Regions from separate parts of the Homo sapiens genome. Here region 1 is linked to region 2. Evidence: read pairs that join two places in POLR2A ChIA-PET (ENCODE). Cell type or tissue: PC-9. All regions are shown on one strand. Links, peaks and the distances in the headings refer to the core of each region. The heading gives the core; the rest is flanking DNA.

Evidence for each region. ChIA-PET counts read pairs that join two places held together with the same protein. Peaks named below come from ENCODE experiments on the same cell type or tissue, not always from the same donor. Only the 100,000 strongest peaks of a DNase experiment are listed, where the experiment ranks them.
Region 1: POLR2A ChIA-PET joins it to region 2 with 5 read pairs; 4 of 35 experiments call an interaction of 5 or more read pairs at or near these places.

Annotation. Positions count from the first base shown.
Region 1 is chr2:135,947,567-135,952,566 of GRCh38, forward strand. All of the region lies in intron 4 of DARS1 (aspartyl-tRNA synthetase 1), which reads right to left. Among named protein-coding and RNA genes, the nearest start is that of DARS1-AS1, 35 kb to the right of the region's middle. In PC-9, for the core only: no CTCF peak of the experiment used is centred there; DNase peaks (open chromatin) are centred at 1,335, 1,775 and 2,065; H3K4me3 peaks cover 2,089 bases; H3K27ac peaks cover 3,452 bases.
Region 2 is chr2:135,847,454-135,864,465 of GRCh38, forward strand. MCM6 (minichromosome maintenance complex component 6) reads right to left here. Exons shown (of 17, transcript NM_005915.6): 8 at 15,154-15,295; 9 at 11,848-11,989; 10 at 10,444-10,551; 11 at 9,275-9,430; 12 at 5,334-5,462; 13 at 3,949-4,110; 14 at 600-735. Among named protein-coding and RNA genes, the nearest start is that of LCT, 19 kb to the left of the region's middle. In PC-9, for the core only: no CTCF peak of the experiment used is centred there; no DNase peak of the experiment used is centred there.

The sequences.
Region 1 (5,000 bases), core at 1-5,000, 95 kb after region 2:
TCACAAAGGCCTACACGGTAGGTATTATCAACATTTTACAGATGAGAAAACTGAGACTCTACAAGGTTAAGTAATTAGACTACCATCACATAGCTAATAAGATCATTTAATGATTATTGCACTAGACAGTTCTGTTACAGACTGACAAATTAGAACTAAATTTAAATATCTCAGAATGCATCATCAGCTCACTATGAAATAATACATTTTCATTCTTAGAAGCTCATGAGCTGCTAGATTGCTTTATAGTTTCTGTGAAAAAAAAAAAAACAAAAAAACAACAACAACTGAAAATAATAGGCCCTTTAGTAATAGTTTCCCAAATGTCCAGGAATCATACTACCTTCCCCAGTAACACTGATGTATCTTGATGTTTTGCTGTTGTTGCCAACCTTAGTAGAAATTCAGCAAAATCTTTAAATAATAATTTCATATTGTTTTATACAAAGTTATATTTAGCCCAGGAGAATTAATCCCACAAACGATCTGAAAATTTCTGACAGCAGATTTTAGACCCGTTTTTTTTCTTAGCACACCTTTAGCATTATCCAAATTTTCAATACAGATGTTGCAGTGGACAGGACTGAAAATAGAAGCTGTTTTTCCTCTAACAGATAAATACCCTGTTCCAACAAAGAGGTATAAAATGTAGGTGCAACTGTTCAAGGAGTTGCAATACACAACAGTATAATGGCCTTGCCTACATTCACCAACTTATCCATATGGATGCTCAAGGGGTATCCACATGCACACCTCTCTTTGGGCCTCAACTACAGACAATATACACTCCTATCACAGCACCTGTATACCCTGCCTCTGCATGCAGTTGTTTATCTCCCTTGCCCTCTCCCAAAATTAAGCTTCTCCTAAGATATATATGACACACATAAATCTTTGCATACTCAAGCCCAGCAGAGTACCTGGACCAGAGCACGTGCTAAATACAAGTTTGTAAAAATCAATGAGACTTCTTCTGAGTATTATTTTGGTATTTTCCAGATCTAATAGTTAATGTAGGCTGGGTACAGTGGCTCATGCCTGTAATCTCAGCACTTTGGGAGGCCAGGGCGGGTGGATCACTTGAGGTCAGGAGTTTGAGAGCAGCCTGGCCAACATGGTGAAACCCCGTCTCCACTAAAAGTACACAAAAAAAATTTAGCTGGGCGTGGTAGCGTGTGCCTGTAGTCCTAGATACTCGGGAGGCTGAGGTAGAGAATCGCTTTAACCTGGGAGGCAGAGGCTGCAGAGAGTCAAGATTGTGCCACTGCATTCCAGCCTAGGTGACAAAGCGAGACTCCGTCTCCCGTCTCCAAAAAAAAAAAAAAAGTTAATGTAGCAAACTGAAATTTTAACCTACCAACTAGTAAAACACCTATTTTAGGTGAAAGATCTAGAAAGGAAAGAAAATAAACAAACTTGTAGGTAGCTAGGTGACTCATTAGAGAATGAGAAACATACTTGTGACTCATCAGCTACCAATAAATCATTTAACCACAATGACTAATATAAAGAAAAATAAAATAAAATATATATGTATACACATAATGGTACTAAAAAAGGCTTATTTTCAGAATCAGAATACCTCTATGTTTGGGGAGAGTGGGAAGTATTATATAAGCACAAACAGCGATATATAAATTTTAACTTTAAAACTACTTTTCACATTAATTGTAGTCCTTTATAGTGGGCACTGTAACTTTAAACTTTAAAAACTTGTGTTTACACTCACTGTCCTCTCTAACAGTCAATACAAAAAGGCCTCCAGGACTTCCTTTAAAAAAAAACTGGCTTTATAACACTTAACCAAAACTAACACAAACTACTCTGTTAATTACTTTAAAATGGCACACATACAAAAAAATTTTTTTTAAAAGAATAAAGGGATAATATCTCAACTTCAGGATCAACTATTAAATATTAGATAAGATGGGGATCCAGAAATACAGGCCTGGATAGATGGGTATTGCATCTTCCTGCTTCTAGACAAATTTCATTTAAAAACCTCAAACCATTTCAGATATATAATTAAGAACCTGTTCCTAGAACCTCTAGGGAATTAGATGTGCCAACCTTCCTATGTAACTCATTCAATTGCTTCATTTTTATATGCATTCATCCATGAGAAAATTGATCTTTCCAACAAATTGATTAAAATAATGTGTGAAGAGTCCTGTGGCACTTAAATCCAATTAGTGAATCAACTTTTTAGATTACTCTATTGATGAATTGGATATTCCTAAGACAGACAATTTGAGGCAAAATAGTTGGCTCCGTATTAAATTCCAATGTTTCTTTTAAGGAAAATACTCCAAAGCTAGAAACTGCTAGTAGTATTGTCTAGCCAGTAAGGCAAAAGATAAGCACTTCAGATTTAATATCTAAAGTAAATGCTAAGATCGTTATCTACTTAAGATATTAAAAGTGACCTCATATTTTGCCTTTTAAATGATTAAGAAACCCCAGCTGGAACTATCTGATTTGATATTTTTAATAGCACAGTCCTTGCTTTTTTCCACCTGGTATATGGCCAGAGGGAATAGAGTTAAATATAGGGCTTCATGGAATTAACATATAAACACCATTGTTTCTCCCACTTTGTTGTGTATGAGTTCACATGCTTTAATGTCCAGTCTCTTTGGGCAGTAACATTCAAAATGGAAACGAAACATCTTGAAAATAAACAAATAGTCCTAAGGCACTCCTCTAGCTCCAAGCATTTTATATATAACAACTGATCTAAGACAGAATTAAAATTAAATGGAGATTAGAAATGGCCTTTTCCTCACAGACATATTTCTCTCCATACTATTTTCCAAACCAGATTCTGGCAGAATAGTTAGCTCGTTCACTAACTGAGCTGCTAGCTTCCCAAAGAGAATGTGTTACTAACTAAATATTCTTCTGAATTATCTCATGCTTCATTGATCCTCAAGTTTCTAAGTAAAGATTTTTGTTTTATTTAAGCAACAGAACTCACTAGAATTGGTTTAGATGTTGGTGATGTACTGTTTTTAATAATAACAGAAGGGTGGTAGAATACTAAGCAATGGAACTCAGTGCTTTCCAAATTTTGCCTTTCCAATTATACTTAGAAACTAAGAGATAAAGAGGAATGAGATCCTGAAGAGGTCAGTGAAACAACGAAAACACAGGCACAGCCCATAAACCTCTATTTTCATTATAAAGTAGAATATACACTAGTGGGCCCAGCTGAGGAATAGGAATCAGTTGTCATGCCATGAACACACAGGATACTCTAGCCTGGTGTTAGATGATGGAATCAGGAGTCTTTGGGACAGGGGAGTTTGTAGGGTGTTTGTGGGGCAAGAGAAACAAAGGGGCGGGGAACAGTGGATAAAGGTGCAGAGCGTAGTTTCAGGAATGGAGCATGGGGCCACATGAGGTCAGGAAGAGGCTGAAAAGACTGGGAGAGAATGTGGAGATGGATAAAAAGACTAGAAGTCTTGATGAGGTCCAACGGAAAATGAGGCAGCCTGGGGGAGGCAGATTGGTGGAAATTATAATCAGAGGATTATTGGGTAAAACAACCTGTTGGGCTTTTTCTAAACTCAAAAGCCTGGAACTTCTCTTCAATTAACTCGATATAGTTAAGCTTAGGAAACACTACTGGCTGCCTGCCCAATGGACTTGCCTTCTTCTTTGCTAAAGGGGCTAGCTTCACTCCTCTTTGGTGTCTACTCTATATTTGGCCAAGTGCCATATGGGAAGATGAGCCCATCTCAGTTCCAAAGAGTGGGTCATGTGTACTCTCAGTCCATGTTGGCAATTTATTCCAGATTAATGGTGTCACTTCCACTTAGTTTCTCAAACCAGTAATTTTCTAATTCATTATTTTCCTTACCCCCACACATAAGTTGTAAGCAAACAGATAAGATTCATGTTTTATCCATTCACTAGCAAACCCTGTTGTCACTTTCAAGAGTACAGTTTTGCTATAAAGCTTGTTTTGAAAATGTGAATTTGTTTCAACATCGTTGACACATTAGGGAACAATTTGAGTATAATGAGAATTTTGCTTTTGCCTATGCCAGATTTCATCAGTGAGAACACTCGGTCAATGCAGACAACAACACTTGGGTGCACTCGGCCATGCAGGAATATACAAAATGCACACACCTTAAACATCTACTTGTAACTCATGTTATGAGCCATACCCATCCACATCTGGTGTTACAACTTTCCCTCTGATTTCAGACACTGTTCCTTCCATCACTTCAAAATAACTTACAAACTGCCTTTCTTTTGATACCCACTTCCACAAGCAAACTGCACATTTTTTTCAAGGTAAAATGCTATATTTATTGTAGTATTTATGTATTTCTTAACCATTCAACGAGTATAAAACTGTTACCTTTAAGAAGTTAGGTTACTGGCCGGGCTTGGTGGCTCATGCCTGTAGTCCCTGCACTTTGGGAGGCTGAGGCGGGTGGATCACCTGAGGTGAGGAGTTCAAGACCAGGCTGGCCAACATGATGAAACCCTGTCTCTACTAAAAATACAAAAATTAGCTGGGCGTGGTGGTGGGCGCCTGTAATTTACCCAGCTACCCAGGAGGCTGACGCAGGAGAATCGCTTGAACCTGGGAGGCAGAGGTTGCAGTAAGCCGAGATTGCACCACTGCACTCCAGCCTTGGCAACAAGAGTGAGACTCCGTCTCATCTTTTCAAAAAGTATGCCATTAATGAAGTTTTTTTTTTTAAATTGACACATAATTGTACATATTTATGAGGTACAGTGTGATGTCTCCATATATGTACACATCGTGTAAAAATCAAATCAGAGCATTTGGCATATCTATCACCTCAAACATTTATCACTTCCTTGTGGTGAGAACTTCCCAAATTCTCTCTTCCAGCTGTTTTGAAATATGCAATATTGTTAACCATAGTTACCCTACTGTGCAAGAGAACACCAGAACTTACTCTTCTTCCTATCTGTAATTTTGAACAGACTGACCAATCTCTCCCTCATCCCCCTCT
Region 2 (17,012 bases), core at 5,177-10,176:
TTGAAAAAATGTTTTCAATTCAGAAGCAAAACAACAATACAAATAAGGGTAAAACCCAGGGGATTTATGTCTATTATCACCATTTTGCTGCCTTTTCTTTTAGTCTTTCAAATATCTATGTATTTTTTGAGACAGAGTCTCGCTCTGTCACCCAGGCTGGAGTGCAGTGGCACAATCTCAGCTCACTGCAACCTCCGCCTCCCGGGTTCAAGTGATTCTCCTGCCTCAGCCTCCCAGGTAGCTGGGGCTACAGGCAGCCGCCACCACGCCTGGCTAATTTTTGCATTTTTAGTAGAGAAGGGGTTTCACCATATTGGCCAGGGTGGTCTCAAACTCCTGACCTTGTGATCCACCTATCTCAGCCTCCCAAAGTGCTGGAATTATAGGCGAGAGCCACCGTGCCCAGCCAAGTATATATATTTTATATCAACTATTTAATTTCATTTTAACTTGTAAACAGTGAATAGAATTCAGTATCTGCTTTTTCCGTTTTGCTACCATAGACTATTAGCCAACAGCAGGTGTACTTCTACCACATGACATCTCAGAAAATGTTTTGGTCCCTAACTCCAAAACAGTCACATGAACAAGTATCTCACCATTGATGCCACCAGCACCCTCATCTACCTCCATCTGGATCTCTTCCTCTTGATCTAGATTGACATCAGGTGTTTCCACACGGATGATTGATTTATTCAGTAACCGGAAAGCTTCCTTCACATGTTTAGGTTGGACCTAAACCAATAATGATGAAGTAATTAAGCTACTTTTTTTGATATACCAAACAGATTTTCTCCCAATGAAATCACAGTAGTATGTATTTTGGTTTTCTCACAAACACACACACTCTCACAGTGTTGCTTTGGTTTTCTCACAAACACCCTCTCTCATTCTCTCTCTTACACACACAGAAATAGCACTATAAATTCACCAGAATGGCTAAAATGACTGACAATATCAAGTGTTGTCAAGAAGGTAGAACAACTCTCATTCACAGCGGTGAAAACAGAAATTGACACAACTGTTTGGCAGAAAAACATGCATTAACCTATGACCCAACAATTCCACTCCTAGGTATGTACTTGTAGAAATATAAACATATATACATATCATATGAATCCAAAGACATATACATCCCATAAGAACTAGGCCAGGCACGGTGGCTCATGTCTATAATCCCAGCACTTTGGAAGGCAGAGGCAGGCGGATCACCTGAGATTGGGAGTTTGAGACCAGCCTGACCAACATGGAGAAACCCCATCTCTACTAAAAATATAAAAAATTAGCTGGGCATGGTGGCACATGCCTGTAATCCCAGCTACTCAGGAGGCTGAGAAAGAAGAATCGCTTGAACCTGGGAGGCAGAGGTTGCAGTGAGCCGAGATTGTGACACTGCACTCCAGCCTGGGCGACAGAGTGAGACTCCATCTCAAAAACAAAACAAAACAAAAAAACAACCAGCAATGAAACCAGCCAGAAAATGAAATGGAAAAAAAGGCTACTCCCAGTACGAACAAACATGATAAAATATCAAGAAATTCAACAAGAAACACTGAAAAACATATGAAGAAAAGTTTAAAGCACTACTGAGTGAAACAGAAGACTTAAGTGGAAAGATAACGGTATTTGTGGTACTCAGAACTGTTCACAAATGTTTGCTCTTCTAATTCTGGGCACCTGGTAGGAAGGCATTTCTCTATCCATTTGAACTTAGGAGGGGCCATGTTAATTTCTCTGGCGAATGAAATGTGAGTATGTGTCATTTCTGGATAGAAGGGGGAGAAAGCACATGGCTCACCACCTTCTCTTCCCTGCTTTCTGTCATCATGAAAGCGTATGTCAAGATCAAACCTTTATATCAGCCTGAATCTCTGAGTAACTTGACAAGGTGAGTCCCTTGATGACCTAATGGATGTGTAGCACAAGCAAAAAAAAATTGTTTTATGCAGCTGAGATTTTATAGTAGTACAACCTAACCTATTCTAAGTGATACGTTACTGAATAGGAAAAATCATAGATGTTTTCAATTCTTCAAGTTAATATAAATAGAATGTTATACTGATAAAAAAATACCAGGTTTTTCTTTAAAACAGAGCAAGCTGATTTCTAAGTTCCTAACAGCTGATAGAGAACAATGCGCTGGAACTAGCCCTACATTTAAACTACAAAGCCCCATAGATTAAAACATCATGGTACCAATGTAAGAGGAGCTGATAAGACTCAATGAACAGAATGGAAAGTCCAAAAGGAGATCCTAACACACACAAGAATATATAATTAAGGCATGCCAAACCAGTGTCAAAAAGATGGATTGTTCAATAAATGGTTTTGGAACAACTAGAAAACTAGCTAGGTAAATAATGGGAGAATTTTTTATAATCTTAGAGTGAGAAAGGCCTAACAAAAGTTTTTTTAATGGATGAAGATTATGAACATATGAGACAGAAATAGCTCTTAAATATATGCAGATACTAAATTTCATTCAGAAAATATATTTGTGTATATAATTTATGTGCATATATTTTAATATCATGTGAATCTGCTATTTGAAGACTAATTTTTAAAAATAGAACAAAATAAAAATCAATTAGAGACTGCCCTAAGACATGTACCAGTTTTATGCAACTCATTTCAGGAACTATCACAATGAAAAAAAAAGTACAAATGTTAGCATGGTTTTAGAATGACCTTGTCCCAGGGTATCTTGCCTATCCAAATTCTGCACACCCTTCAGTGACTGGGTTTAAACGTCGGCACCTCCCTGAGTCCTCCTCCTTCTTTGGTAATAAAGTAATTCATCTCAGCACTCTGGTTGTGATGCTCTATTCTCCCTCTCGTTTTTTTTTAATTTCCAACTTATATTTTAGGTTCGGGGGTACACATGCAGGTTTGTTACATAGGTAAACTGTGTGTCATGGGGATTTAGTATATAGATTATTTCATCACCCACTCTATTTTTTACATGCTTAATTAAATACATGTCTCGTTCCCACCAGATTAGCAGCAATGGAAGGCAGGGGCTCTCATTCATTTTTTGTCCCCTACAGGTGTTCCCTAAATATTGGGTGAATCAAAGAATATTAAATAACCTAGTGTGAAAGTACTTCGTCAATAGTAAAGTACCATATCAAAGAATTTGAAAATTTAGTGGAAAAAAGCCAAAAAATTAACCTGTGGGATAAAAGTAGTGATTGAAGTCGGAACAGTGGTTACTTCAGGGGAAGAGGGCTAAGACTGAAAAGAGGCAGGGGTTTGGAACTTTCTGAAATTATGGAAATGTTTTGGATCTTGAGCTGGGTATTCACAAGGATGTATGTGAAAAAACTCACCATGCCATACATTTCCCTTTTTATAAATTATACCTCAGTCACACTGTAAAAAAAAGCCAAACCCCCTTTTCAAAGACGACCTTACATCAAACCTATTAATAAAACTAGGAAAACGCAGGGCTGCTTTGGTTGAAGCGAAGATGGGACGCTTGAATGCCCTTTCGTACTACTCCCCTTTTACCTCGTTAATACCCACTGACCTATCCTCGTGGAATGCAGGGCTCAAAGAACAATCTAAAAATCAAACATTATACAAATGCAACCTAAGGAGGAGAGTTCCTTTGAGGCCAGGGGCTACATTATCTTATCTGTATTGCCAGCGCAGAGGCCTACTAGTACATTGTAGGGTCTAAGTACATTTTTCCTGAATGAAAGGTATTAAATGGTAACTTACGTCTTTATGCACTCTATAAACTATGACGTGATCGTCTCCGTCTAACAACTACACTCAAATGCTTACCAAGCTCTTTAAAGGGAAGAATTCCATGGTCGTATGAGCATTCAACAGTTACATAAAAATGTATTTGCAGTGAATTCTAGTATGTCCCATACCAAAGATTAAAAACATGCAACAAATCTGTTTATCTCTGCTCTCATCATATCAAAGTGACTCTGATACCTCATCACAGCAGTGCATCCGAGCCATAGCTTCAGAGAGACGAATCATGCTCTCAAGCTGTCGCACTGTAATCCTCCATGAAGACTTGGTCACTCCAGAACCATCTCTCTGGCGGAGATGTTTATATTGCTCCACAATGAAGTCCTCTGACTCTTTGGAAATCTGTTTCAGATCATCACTCAAGTTAGAGAAACATTTCTATTTGATGAGAGCTACGGTAAACCTAAGTTTAAGAGCCTTCCAGGTGGAAACATTTAGGGAACCTGAGAGGGTTGAAACTTTGAGAAGCCAGTGACAATAAATTACTATTGTAATGTCTTTCAAAAGAAACTAATATTAAGGAGGCTTGTGAATTCCATGTTACTAATTTTATGAACCTGAAAAAAGGCTTAGTATTTAAGCAAATGACCATTTCTAAAAGCTGCTTAACAAGCTGAAGCAATGGAACAAGATGTAATGTCTTTTACACCTCAGGATGTCAGTGCTCATTAAATAAATTAATGCTCAGTATTTGAGGCTCAATTAATTAACTCACACTCTTTGCAGGGAAAAAAAAGCTGTTTCAATAAACTTTATATCTAAAGGATCCTCAGCTTTTCAGAGCAAGGAATTCACCATATTAAGGAAGCATGCCAAGGTTACAGAGGGATCAGTATATCAGTATGCAGTAATGGAGAACAGATGCTCTTTTTTACACAAGAATCACCCATAATCCTTAGTTTTAAATGATTAAATTTCTTTGGGACAGTGAGAGCCAACTGCAATCTCATGAATAATCAAGTGAAGATGATAAATGATCAATACCTAGTAACACCTTCCAGAAGTCAAGTTAGCCAACAGTGTGAAAATCTCAACCAGAATGAGTATTTTTTTTCCTTTTCATACCCTATTTTGGGAAAATGCCAAGCATTTGGGGGTTTATGTCCAGGTAAGAATCCTGGGTCCAGAACAGAGTTAGTCCAATACAATGCATCAATCACTGTAAAACAGTAATTTATATTTATCATAATGGCCTAGATGAATCCAATGTTTCCTTCAAAGAAAGATTCAACTATTGATTTAGGCGCATAAACAATTTTAACGTTCTTAGTAATGTTTGAAATAAAAGAATGTTCTAGATTATCCAGTTATCCAAAACTCTTCTCCCATACAAATCTTTTTATTACCACCAAACAAATAATGGAATTATTCAGAATTTTTTTTACAGTTCCCTTTCTCAGCCCTCTCTGAAAAAACAAATTGCTGTTCCAGAAAAAAAAAAAAAGTTGTAAAATTTAGGAACTAAGGTAGATGACAGGTTCAGTTAATTTCCATATAACACACTTACTTAAATTCCACTTTAATATACCCATTATACCTTATCCCAGTACAAAAGGGTAGGTTACCTTGGGTTTAAACTGTCTTGCAAAGAGAAGATATCTTCTGATATCATCGAGGGAATAGACACGATCAATTGATTCCTCAATTCTTGAATGCAAATCTACTATGCGCCTGGCAATGGCATAATCTGTAACCTAATTCAAAACAAAAAAATCACTTTGATAGTCACAGCAATATCTTCTCCAGACTATCCCAGGCAATAAGAAATGATTTATCGCCAAAAACAAGCTCTAATATACCACTTAAAGAAGTATTAATGGGTACCAAGTTTCTGATGAAAGTTTGGGAACAGGTGGATTTAAAATCAAACGTTTAAATGTATACCATTGCCCCACTCTAAAACTATACCTGAAGGAATTGATTGGCTTTAAAAACAATAGTAGGGTAAAGTGCAGTGGCTCACACTTGTAATCCCAACACTTTGGGAGACTGATGTGAGAGAAGAGCTTGAGGTCAAGAGTTTGAGACCAGTCAGGGCGACAAACTGAGACCCTCCCTGTCTCTACAAAAAAACTAGCTGGGCATGGTGGTGCACATGTGTAATCCCAGCTACTCAGGTGGCTGAGGCAGGAGGATCACTTGAGCCCAGGAGGTTGAAGGGGCAGTGAAGCCATGATTGCACCACTGCACTCCAGCCTGGGCAACAGAGTAAGCCTTATCTCAAAAACAAAACAACAAAAATAGCAGAACTAACATTTATAGGGCCCTCAGTGTATGAGACACTGTTCTCTTAGGCAGGTCTTAGAAGAATTAACTTATGCAATCCTCACAAAAATTTTATTAGGTAAATGATATTATCCCCATTTTATACATGGGCAAATTGAGGCCTAGGAAGGTTAAGTAATTTATCCAAGGTCACAGTTAAGTAGTGGAGCCAGGATTTGAATAGTCTAGCTTCAGAGACTGTGCTCTTAGCCACTAAATTTTGAAGATATTCATCCCAGAATACTGGAAAAAAAAAAAAGACCCCAAAATATGCAACTTGCTCTCAAATGGTTCAGGAAAAAAGTGTGCAGATATATACAGACAGTAAGCAATAAAGCAAACAGGGTAAAATGTTATTATGTGAATCACGTAAAGGGTATATGGGTGTTCTATGCACTATTCCATTTCTTGCAACTTTTCTGTAAGCTTGAAATTATTTCTAATTAAGAAGTTGTCTGGGCGGAACACAGTGGCTCATGCCTGTAATCCTAGCACTTTGAGAGGCCAAGGCTGGTGGATAGCTTGAGCTCAGGAGTTCAAGACCAGTCCAGGCAACACGGCAAAACTCGGTCTCTACAAAAAATACAAAAGTTAGCTGGGCATGGGGGCCTGCACCTGTAGTTCCAGCTGCTCAGGAGGCTGAGGTGGGAGGCTGGCTTGAGCCCAGGAGGCAGAGGTTGCAGTGAACTGAGATCATGCCACTGCACTCCAGCCTGGGCAATACAGCCAGACCCTGTCTCAAAATAAATAACTAAAATAAAACAGGCTGGGCCCGGTGGCTCACGCCTGTAACCTCAGCACGTTGGGAGGCCAAGACGGGATCACCTGAGGTCAGGAGTTTGAGACCAGCCTGGCCAATAAAGTGAAACCCCGTCTCTACTAAAAATACAAAAATTAGCCGGGCATGGTGGCACACGCCTGTGATCCCAGCTACTCAGGAGGCTGAGGCAGGAGAATTACTTGAACCTGAGAGGCGGAGGTTGCAGTGAGGTGAGACGGCAGCACTGCACTCCAGCCTGGGTAACAGAGCGAGACTCCATCTCAAAAAAAAAAAAAAAAAAAAAAGAGAAAAAGAAAAAGAAAAAGAAAAAGAAAAGGCTTTTTGGCCAGGTATGGTGGCACATGCCTATAATCCCAACACTTTGGGAAGCTGAGGTGGGCAGACTGGTTGAGCTCAGGAGTTTGCAGCCAGCCTGGGCAACATGGCAAAATCCTGTTTCTACAAAAAACTCAAAAGTCAGCCAGACACAATGGTGTACATGTGTGGTCCCAGCTACTCGGGAGGCTGAGGTGGGAGGATTGTGTTAGCCCAGGAGGCTGAGGCTGCAGTGAGCCATGATCACGCCACTGCAGGAAAGAGTGGGACCCTGTCTCAAAAACAAAACAAGCCGGGCGCGGTGGCTCACACCTGTAATCCCAACACTTTGGGAGGCTGAGGTCGGTGGATCAACTGAGGTCAGGTGTTTGAGACCAGCCTGGCCAACATGGTGAAACCCTGTCTCTAGTAAAAATACACAAAATTAGCCAGGCGTGGTGGCACACGCCTATAATCCCAGCTACTCAGGAGGCTGAGGCAGAAGAATCACTTGAACCTAGGAGGCGGAGGTTGCAGTGAGCCAAGATTGTGCCACTGCAGTCCAGTCTGGGCAACAGAGTGAGACTCCGTCACAAAACAAAACAAAACTAAAGAAAACAGTTTTAAAAAAATCTTGAATGTTTTAAAGGTTTATAAATTGATCTTTTAAAGGTTTATAACTTGATCTGCTACTAAAGCTACTTTAATGAATCATGAACAAACATAAATGTATGAAAATCAGACAACTCAATTATCTGGTAATTAAATATGTCTCTCTTGTGAAGGGAAAAAAAGTGAACCAAACCAAACCAAACCAAACCAAACCAGGTGTGATGGTGCAGGCCTACAATCTTAGCTATTCAGGAGGCTGAGGTGGTAAGGTGGTTTGAGGCCAAGAGTTCAAGACCAACACGGGTCTTGAACTTGTTGCCGTTGCTACAAAAGGATGAAAAAATTAACCAGGCATGGTGGTACAGAGCTGTAGTCTCAGCTACTTGGGAGGCTGAGGCAGGAGGATCACTGGAACCCAGGAGATTGAGGCTGCAGTGAGCTATGACTGTGGCACTGCCTGGGTGACAGAGTAAGACTTTGTCTTTAAAAAATAAATAAATAAAAATCCAAGCCCTCCAAACACTCACAAAATGGAAGGCTACTTTTATTTAGATAATATTTAAAGTTCCACTGTAACAAAGAGCTGTGCACTGTACCCAATAAAATGTAGAACCTCAATGCTGAATGATTTAAAAAGTACAGCCTAAAATATTAGTTCCTACAAACTGTCATTTTATAGTTCTGTGGGCATCTGAAGTGCATTATTAAATATTTAAGTACACATAACTCTAATAATTAAACTAACATATCAGAATCCAAGTAAATCTACATTTTTTCACTCAATCTTAAAAGTGAGAAAAAAAGGTAAAATACATTCAGCAACTTGATAGGAAAAAATACAAAGATAAATGACTCATGATTAAAAAAAAGAAGAAGAAAAGAAATTTCTTTGGCATCCCAGTTTTTTTCAAGGTGACTGAAAAATAAAATAAAAGCCCAATCAACAAAACAAAAAATTGTATAAAAATCTTAAGAGTGTGGTTGGGGCCAGGTACAGTGGCTCACACCTATAGTCCCAACATTTTGGGAGGCTGAGGTGGGTGTGCATCACTGGAGGCCAGGAGTTCAAGACCAGCCTGACCAACATGGTGAGACCCTGTCTGTACTAAAAATATAAAAATTAGCCACGCATGGTGTTACATGCCTGTAATCCCAGCTACTTGGGAGGCTCAGACTCAAGAATCGCTTGAACCTTGGAAGTGGAGGTTGCAGTAGGCCAAGACTGTGCCACTGCACTCCAGCCCAGTCTCCAGTGAGAGGCTGTTTAAAAAAATAAAAAGTGTGGTTGGAAGTTAACTGTAACTTGTTTCCTTTTGAGAAATAAATAGTAACAAAACCTGAAAACTTAATTCTTGAACACAATTAAGTGGAAGAGGCAATTCAAATGACTTTATTTTGAGTTGCTTACTAAACCCTTTGTCCGATCCTGTGCCACCCTGAGGGAAATCAAAGGCTGGTGCACATACATGCACCAGCTGTTGAGCAGTGTATCTTCCAGCCTTGTCTCACTCGATTACTCCAACTGGAAATAAAAAAGGAAGCTCATGGGGTTACCTCATTACATTCATCCACAAGGATAAAGAAGAGATCGAATCGGGACATGATGGGAGCTGACAAATTTATATTCTGTTTCAATGATTTTGATCTGTCATAGTGTCCACTGATTGGGTTTGCTGCTGCCAAAATGGACGTCCGGGCGTTCAGAGTAGCCTGACCACAAAAGAAAGAATCTTAACAGATTTAAATAGACATCAGCCAATAAATATATAACAACATGTTCAATCTCACCCATAATTAACTAAACACAAACCAAAATAATGACATACCCTTTTTCACATAAACAGGAACTCCTATGTGATTTTGGTGGTATGATGTGCACACCATTGAAGACATCAATTTGTTAGAAATTTCTCTTATAGCCAAATATAAAAGGATGTTGCGTTCAAGGATGCTTACTACAATTTTGTTTGTAATACAAAACACTGAAAATGAACCAAATGTCACTCAACAGGAGTCTAAAGAATCAAGCTGTGGTATACACAATTGAATATGGGAAATTAATAAAAAACCAAAGTTGATCTAATATGTGCTGGTAAAAGATTGCCAAAATAAAATTATGAAGTTAAACCAGCAGGAATGAAATTGTCAGTATTATGCTTATGTACAAAATATTCCTAAAAGGGGCACAAACTCAATAGATGCCTTATTTTCCTCCTCCTAAAATTCCTTTTTATCCATTAGATACCTCTAAGTATCTACTGTTGCTGGGAGTTGCAGGGAAAGAGTTGTCTTTTCAATTTACAATTGTGTACTGCTTAAAAGCTACTTGAATCTGTAGCTTTTAAAGTTTAGATTCTCCCTAGTGTTGGTTATACTGTCATACTTATTTTCATTTAAATACTCTGTTAATATAAATAAATATATACATATATAATCAATCTGTTGATCTTTGGTTATTTTTGTTATAATTGGAGCATGCTTTATCAAAGAAAATAAAAGCTTTGTTCATGGACATTTTCCTCTATTATCATGGCAATACATTTACACAGTACTCTAAACAACATTTATAGTTTCAATAAATAATTCTCAGGGCTGTATTTTCCATTTTAATGAACAGCATTACACACTGAAGTAATGAATTTTATCCAGGTGAACTTCTCTAGTACTACATTAATCAACAAGGCTATGGACGATGCAGCAGAACAGAAGTAGATAACACATACCTTCACTCCTGCTTTAGTGATGGATATGGTCTGCTGTTCCATAGCTTCATGAATAGCAACTTGATCCCGCACGTCCATCTTATCAAATTCATCAATACAACACACACCCTGTAACCAAACAAATCAAGCCTAAGAAGCTGTCTTTCAAGCTGGATGCATGGCTCACACTTGTAATCCCAGCACTTTGGGAGGCCAAGGCAGGAAGAACGCTTCACTAAGGCCGGGCATTTGAGGTTACAGTGAGCCATGATTGCCACTGTACTCCAGGTTAGGTGACAGAGTGAGACCCTGTCTCTTAAAAAACAACAACGGCCGAGTGTGGGGGCTCACACCTGTAATCCCAGCACTTTGGAAGGCTGAGGTGGGCTGATCATGAGGTCAAGAGTTCGAGACCAGCCTGGCCAACATGGTGAAACCCCGTCTCTACTGAAAATACAAAAATTAGCCAGGTGTGGTGGTGTGCACCTGTAATCCCAGATACTCGGGAGGCTGAGGCAGGAGAATTGCTTGAACCCGGGAGGCAGAGGTTGCAGTGAGCCAAGGTTGCACCACTGCACTCCAGCCTGGGCGACAGAGCAAGACTTCATCACGAAAAACAAGAACAGTCTTTCAGATGGAAAATTACAAGTAAACTCACAAAGTCTGCTACCACAGGGACTCTTCTATTCTCCAAACAAGTAGAAGATAGGTAAGTGAAGATTCTTAACTCCCTTTTCTAAGGAAGATAATTCAACAGATCCTAAAGCTAGAAAGAACCACACAATTGACTTAAAACTAAGAGCATAACTAAAAATATACACTTACTGTACTTGTACTCAACATCAAAACCTTGTGTCAACTCAGGATTGATTTTATACCTATAACTTATATACACATCTACCGATCTAAACTAGTAACAGCAAACACACGTGCTCAGGACATGCTGATCAACTATCACAATTTTAAATTCTAGATGAAGAAAACTATGAATTATTTACTAAAGAATGCTGGGTTTTTTTTGTTTTGGTTTTTTTGAGACAGAGTCTCGCTCTGTCACCCAGGCTGGAGTGCAGTGGCACAATCTTGGCTCAATGCAGCCTCCACCTCCTGGGCTCAGTGATCCTCCCACCTCAGCCTCTTGAGTAGCTGGGACCACAAGCACCCGCCACCATGCCCGGCTAATTTTTGTATTTTTAGTAGAGAAAATGGGTTTTCGCCATGTTGGCCAGGCTGGTCTCGAACTCCTGACCTCAGGTGATCCACCCACCTCGGCTTCCCAAAGTACTGGGACAAAGGTGTGAGCCACCGCGCCCAGCTGAGAATGCTGTTTTTAAGGACATCTTTTTAATGGTAACTTATAGGCCTTTACTGATAGGGTAGGGGTATTCTGACTTCTTTATACTGAAGAGTGTAAAATGTTCTTACATTATCAGCCAACATCAAAGCTCCAGCCTCAATGACAAACTCATGAGATTCTTCATCTCTCACAACAGCTGCTGTTAAGCCAGCAGCACTGGACGCTTTACCACTGGTGTAGACAGCTCTGGGGCTGAACTCCTCCACGTGCCTGTTCAAGGTTATCACATAAAGACTCATTAATATGTGATTATACAGCACCCTTCCCAGGAAAACCAGCAGAAGAGTTTAAATTACTGAAAGAACATTTGAGAGCTTAAGCAATTCATGAAGACACATGCCACAGACTAAATGGGAAGGTTTCTCTCCCTCGGCTTTTCTTTTTTTTTTTTGAGAGGGTCTCGCTCTGTCACCAGACTGGAGTGCAGTGTCACAATCTCAGCTCACTGCAACCTCCACCTCCTAGGTTCAGGCGATTCTCGTGCCTCAGCCTCCCGAGTAGCTAGGATTACAGGTGTGGGCCATCACGCCTGGCTAATTTTTGTATTTTCAGAGTTAATACCTGATAAAAATATCAATTTTTTTTAATTGAGACACAGTCTTGCTCTGTCGCCCAGGCTGGAGTACAGTGGTGTGATCTCAGCTCACAGCAACCTTTGCCACATGGGTTCAAGCGATTCTCCTGCCTCAGCCTCCCGAGTTGCTGGGATTACAGGTGTGCGCCACTATGCCCGGCTAATTTTTGTATTTTTAGTAGAGATGGGGTTTCACCATGTTGGCCAGGCTGGTCTCGAACTCCTGACCTCAGGTGATCCACCTACTTTGGCCTCCCAAAGTGCTGGGATTACAGGCGTGAGCCACCACACCTAGCCTAAAACATCAATTTTATTTATTTTTTAATTTAATTAATTTATTTATTTAGACAGAGTCTTGCTCTGTCACCCAGGCTGGAGTGCAGTGGCTTGATCTTGGCTCACTCCAAGCTCTGCCTACTGGGTTCATGCCATTCTCCTGCTTCAGCCTCTCGAGTAGCTGGGACTACAGGCGCTCGCCACCACACCCGGCTAATTTTTTTTGTATTTTTAGTAGAGATGGGGTTTCACTGTGTTAGCCAGGACGGTCTCGATCTCCTGACCTCATGATCCACCCACCTCAGCCTCCCAAAGTGCTGGGATTACAGGCGTGAGCCACCGCGCCCAGCTAAAACATCAATTTTAAAAGAAGTCTTTAATAGTAATAAACAGCAACAATCATCTATCAGAAGGTCTTGCAATTAAAAATAAAACAAAACAAAACTAGATATGGGGCTTATTCCAGAAATGCAAGATTGGTTTAACATCTGAAAATCAATCAATATGCTAAATTAATAAAAGAACTACATGACCACCTAAACAGATGTAGAAAAAGCATTTGACAAAATCCAACACCTTTTCATTACAAAAACCAAACAAACCAGGAATAGAGGAGGTTTTCCTAAGTCTAATAAAGGGTTTTTTCTTTAACCTGACAAAGGGCATCTATGAAAACCCACAGATAACATCAAACTTAAAGGTGAAAGGCTGAATGTTTTGCCCCTAAGATCAGGAATAAGACATGGATGTCTGCTCTTGCCACTTCTATTCAACATTATACTGATGGCTCTAATCAAGGACAATTAGGCAAGAAAAAAAGGCAGCCAGATGGGATACTCCGACTATCATTATATACAGATTTTATACATAGAAAATGCTATGGAATCCACTAAGACTGTCACATACCACATGACACTGTTACCAGAGGCAACATTGTAGTACATCTTTCTTTTTGAGGGGGGAGAAAGAATGACAAGAAAAAAAAAAGAATCCTTTGTAACACAGGACTACTATCTTAAAATCTAAAACTCAGTCTGTGATATGTTCAAAAGAAATATTTAATCATAAAACTCCAAACCAACTAAAAATGTTCAATATTCTAAAATGGTACTATGCTACAAATTTCCAAAACAAAGAAAAGGCAGCTTGATGTAGTATGAAGTACACATGTTTTGCAGGCAACTGTATCTGAATTTTAATATTCATGGCTCGGTGTCACCTTTCACCTACAAGAAAGTGGGCAAATTTCTTGTAGGCTTGGAGAGGTTGTGACTCTCTGAAAAAAAAAGGGAATAATACACATGCCTGTCTGGGTGCTGCTAGAGTAAGACATAACACATATACAGCACTGAGAACATGGCAGGTGCTCAGAAACTTGTTGCTTTTATTTTGGGCCCTAAGTTTCTTAAAAGTTTGAAAGTAATCAAATATTTATTATAGCTTCTAAAAACAGTCAAAAATTGTGTTCACACTGACAAAGTTAACATAAAATATCTCATAGCAGCATTCCCTTTGGAAAGTACATCCTATTTTATTTTTATTTTTTTTGAGACGGAGTCTTGCTCTGTTGCCCAGGATGGAGTGCAGTGGCGCAATCTCGGCTCACTGCAAGCTCCGCCTCCTGGGTTCACGCCATTCTCCTGCCTCAGCCTCCCAAGTAGCTGGGACTGTATACAGGCGCCCGCCACCACACCTGGCTAATTTTTTGTATTTTTAGTAGAGACGGGGTTTCACCGTGTTAGCCAGGATGGTCTCCATCTCCTGACCTCATGATCCGCCCGCCTTGATTTCCCAAAGTGCTGGGATTACAGGCGTGAGCCATGGCACCCGGCCAGTACATCCTATTTTAAAACCTTACAAATGTTTGTATTCTTAGTCTCAACAATCCTGTATCTAGCAATTTACCCAGAGGAAACAAACAAAAAATGTATATAACATTATGATGTTCACTGCATCTATATCGGTAATTATTATAATAAACTATCCTGTTAAATTTAACAGGGCTAAGAAAATGATTTTGTAAGCTATAGTATACCAACAAAAAAAGACAATTGTGAAAATGACAAACTCATGAGATTTTTCCATGCGAAAAGAAACATGGAAAAAATGTTTATAGAAAATTGAAATTACAAGTATGTATAATATGATTTACAATAATGAAAATACATAATTCATATTTTTATACAAATAATAAAATTTGTATAAAATTTTATACAAATAATAAAATTTGTATAAAATTTTATACAAATAATAAAATTTGTATAAAATTTTATACAAATATATTTTACAAAGATATTATACAAAGACTAAACAGTTCAATGTGAGATTGGTATTACAGGCAATTTTTCCCTATTCTAAAAAATTGTACAATGTTGCCATAACTTTAATCTATGAGAATTATATATTCAACATAGTCATAATTTACACTCCTAGTAAGGCCATACTGACTGCATTCTTGGTAGCACAGCCAGCCTGGGAACTATGTACACTTTTTCCTGCAACACTGTATCAGGCAAACGCTTACTTGAGAAATTGGCTCTTAGCTGTACTTGGGTCACCAACAATGCAAACATTTATGTCCCCTCGAAGAGAGGTCCCTTCTCCTGTTGTCTTTGGAACGCCACCAAAGAGCATCAGCAGGACACCCCGTTTTACTTCATCATTGCCTGAAATGAAAAGAAGCTACAGATGAAAAACTAATTTTTCAACATGAAGTTAAACACTTTCAGAAGAAACAGTAAAGGCATGTTTACCAACCGAAAGGCAGAGTCAGCTAAAGCAAAGCATAAAACTGGAGTAATAACACCTGGCTTCCGATCTTGGTTCTTGTTCTGTGGACTTAGTCACCTAAACCACTGTTCCAATGTTTTCTCCTACACCACAGATGTCACCGTGCCAGTGCTCACCATCCTAAGAGCCTTTACTTGTCCATGAGTCCTACTTCCTACACAAAACCTTACCCAATGCCTTAGCCCTCAAAGATCTCTCCTGATAAATGAACTATGTCCACCAAGGCCTACCACATTTGCTAGTCCTTTTTAATGCCAGTTCTTATAGTTCTGTGAAGAGTTTGAGGAAATGGTTCATAACACTTTTCTATCACCTACAGTGACCAGCACTGAATAAATATATGTTAACTGAATTCATGTGGATTAAATAAGATGCTGAATGCAATTTACAGCTGCTTAGTTCATAAATCCAATAAGAAGGAAAAACAATTTTCTTAAAAAAGAACACTGTGCTATTAAAAGAAACATTTTTCTGTGGAACTGTCGACTCTCTGAACTCCATCAACAAAGTGCTATGCAAAGTTACACAAGGCATTCCTTAAAGCAGAAAATTAGGCTGGGTGTGGTGGCTTATGCCTGTAATCTGATCACTCTGGAAGATCCGAGCACTTTGGAAGGCCAAGGCGGGAGGATTGCTTGAGCCCAGAGGTTTGAGACCAGCCCAGGCAACACGGTAAAACCCCATCTCTAAAAAAAAAAATTTTTTTTAATTAGCTGGGCATGGTGGCAGGCGCCTGTAGTCCCAGCTAATTTCGGGGCTGTGGTGGGGAATCGTTTAAGCCCAGGAGGTTGAGGCTGTAGTAGGCAATGTATGCTGTCACTGCACTCCAGCCTGGGCAAGAGTAAGACCCTAACAAAACAAAACAAAACAAAACAAAACAAAACAAAACAGGTAGAAAACTAAAAATCCCTTCCACAAACAAAACTTCTCTGACTTATATTTAGATAGAAAAAAAGGGCCGGATGCAGTGGCTCATGCCTGTAATCTCAGCACTTTGGGAGGCCAAGGCGGATGGATCACTTGAGGTCAGGAGTTCAAGACCAGCCTGGCCAACATGGCGAAACACCATCTCTACTAAAAATACAAAAATTAGCTGAGTGTTGTGGGGCAATCCTGCAATCCCAGCTACTCGTGAGGCTGAGGCAGGAGAATCGCTTGAACCCGGGAGGCAGAGGTTGCAGTGAGCTGAGATCACGCCACTGCACTCCAGCCTGGGCGACAGAGTGAGACTCTGTCTCAAAATAAAATAGAATAAAAAAAGATAAAAAAAGGTTGAGTTCTTACCATAATCCTAATTGAGTATGGAAGACAAGGATGGAAGAGTTCAAAGATAAAGCATCAGGCCTAAAATTTTAGTCATAGCCTTCAAAACACAGCTTGCAACCAAGAGTCAGGAAAATGTGAAACTGCCAAAGGTATAGACAGAACAAGTAACCAATCATAAACACTCCATTTTGGTAAATAAAAAGAGAAACAAGAGCCAATGTGGTGACCTACACCTGTAATCCCAGCTACTGGGGAGGCTGGAGGTAGGGTTGCTTTAGCCCAGGAGGGAGTGCTTCAGCCTAGACAACATAGCAAAACCCCGTCTCT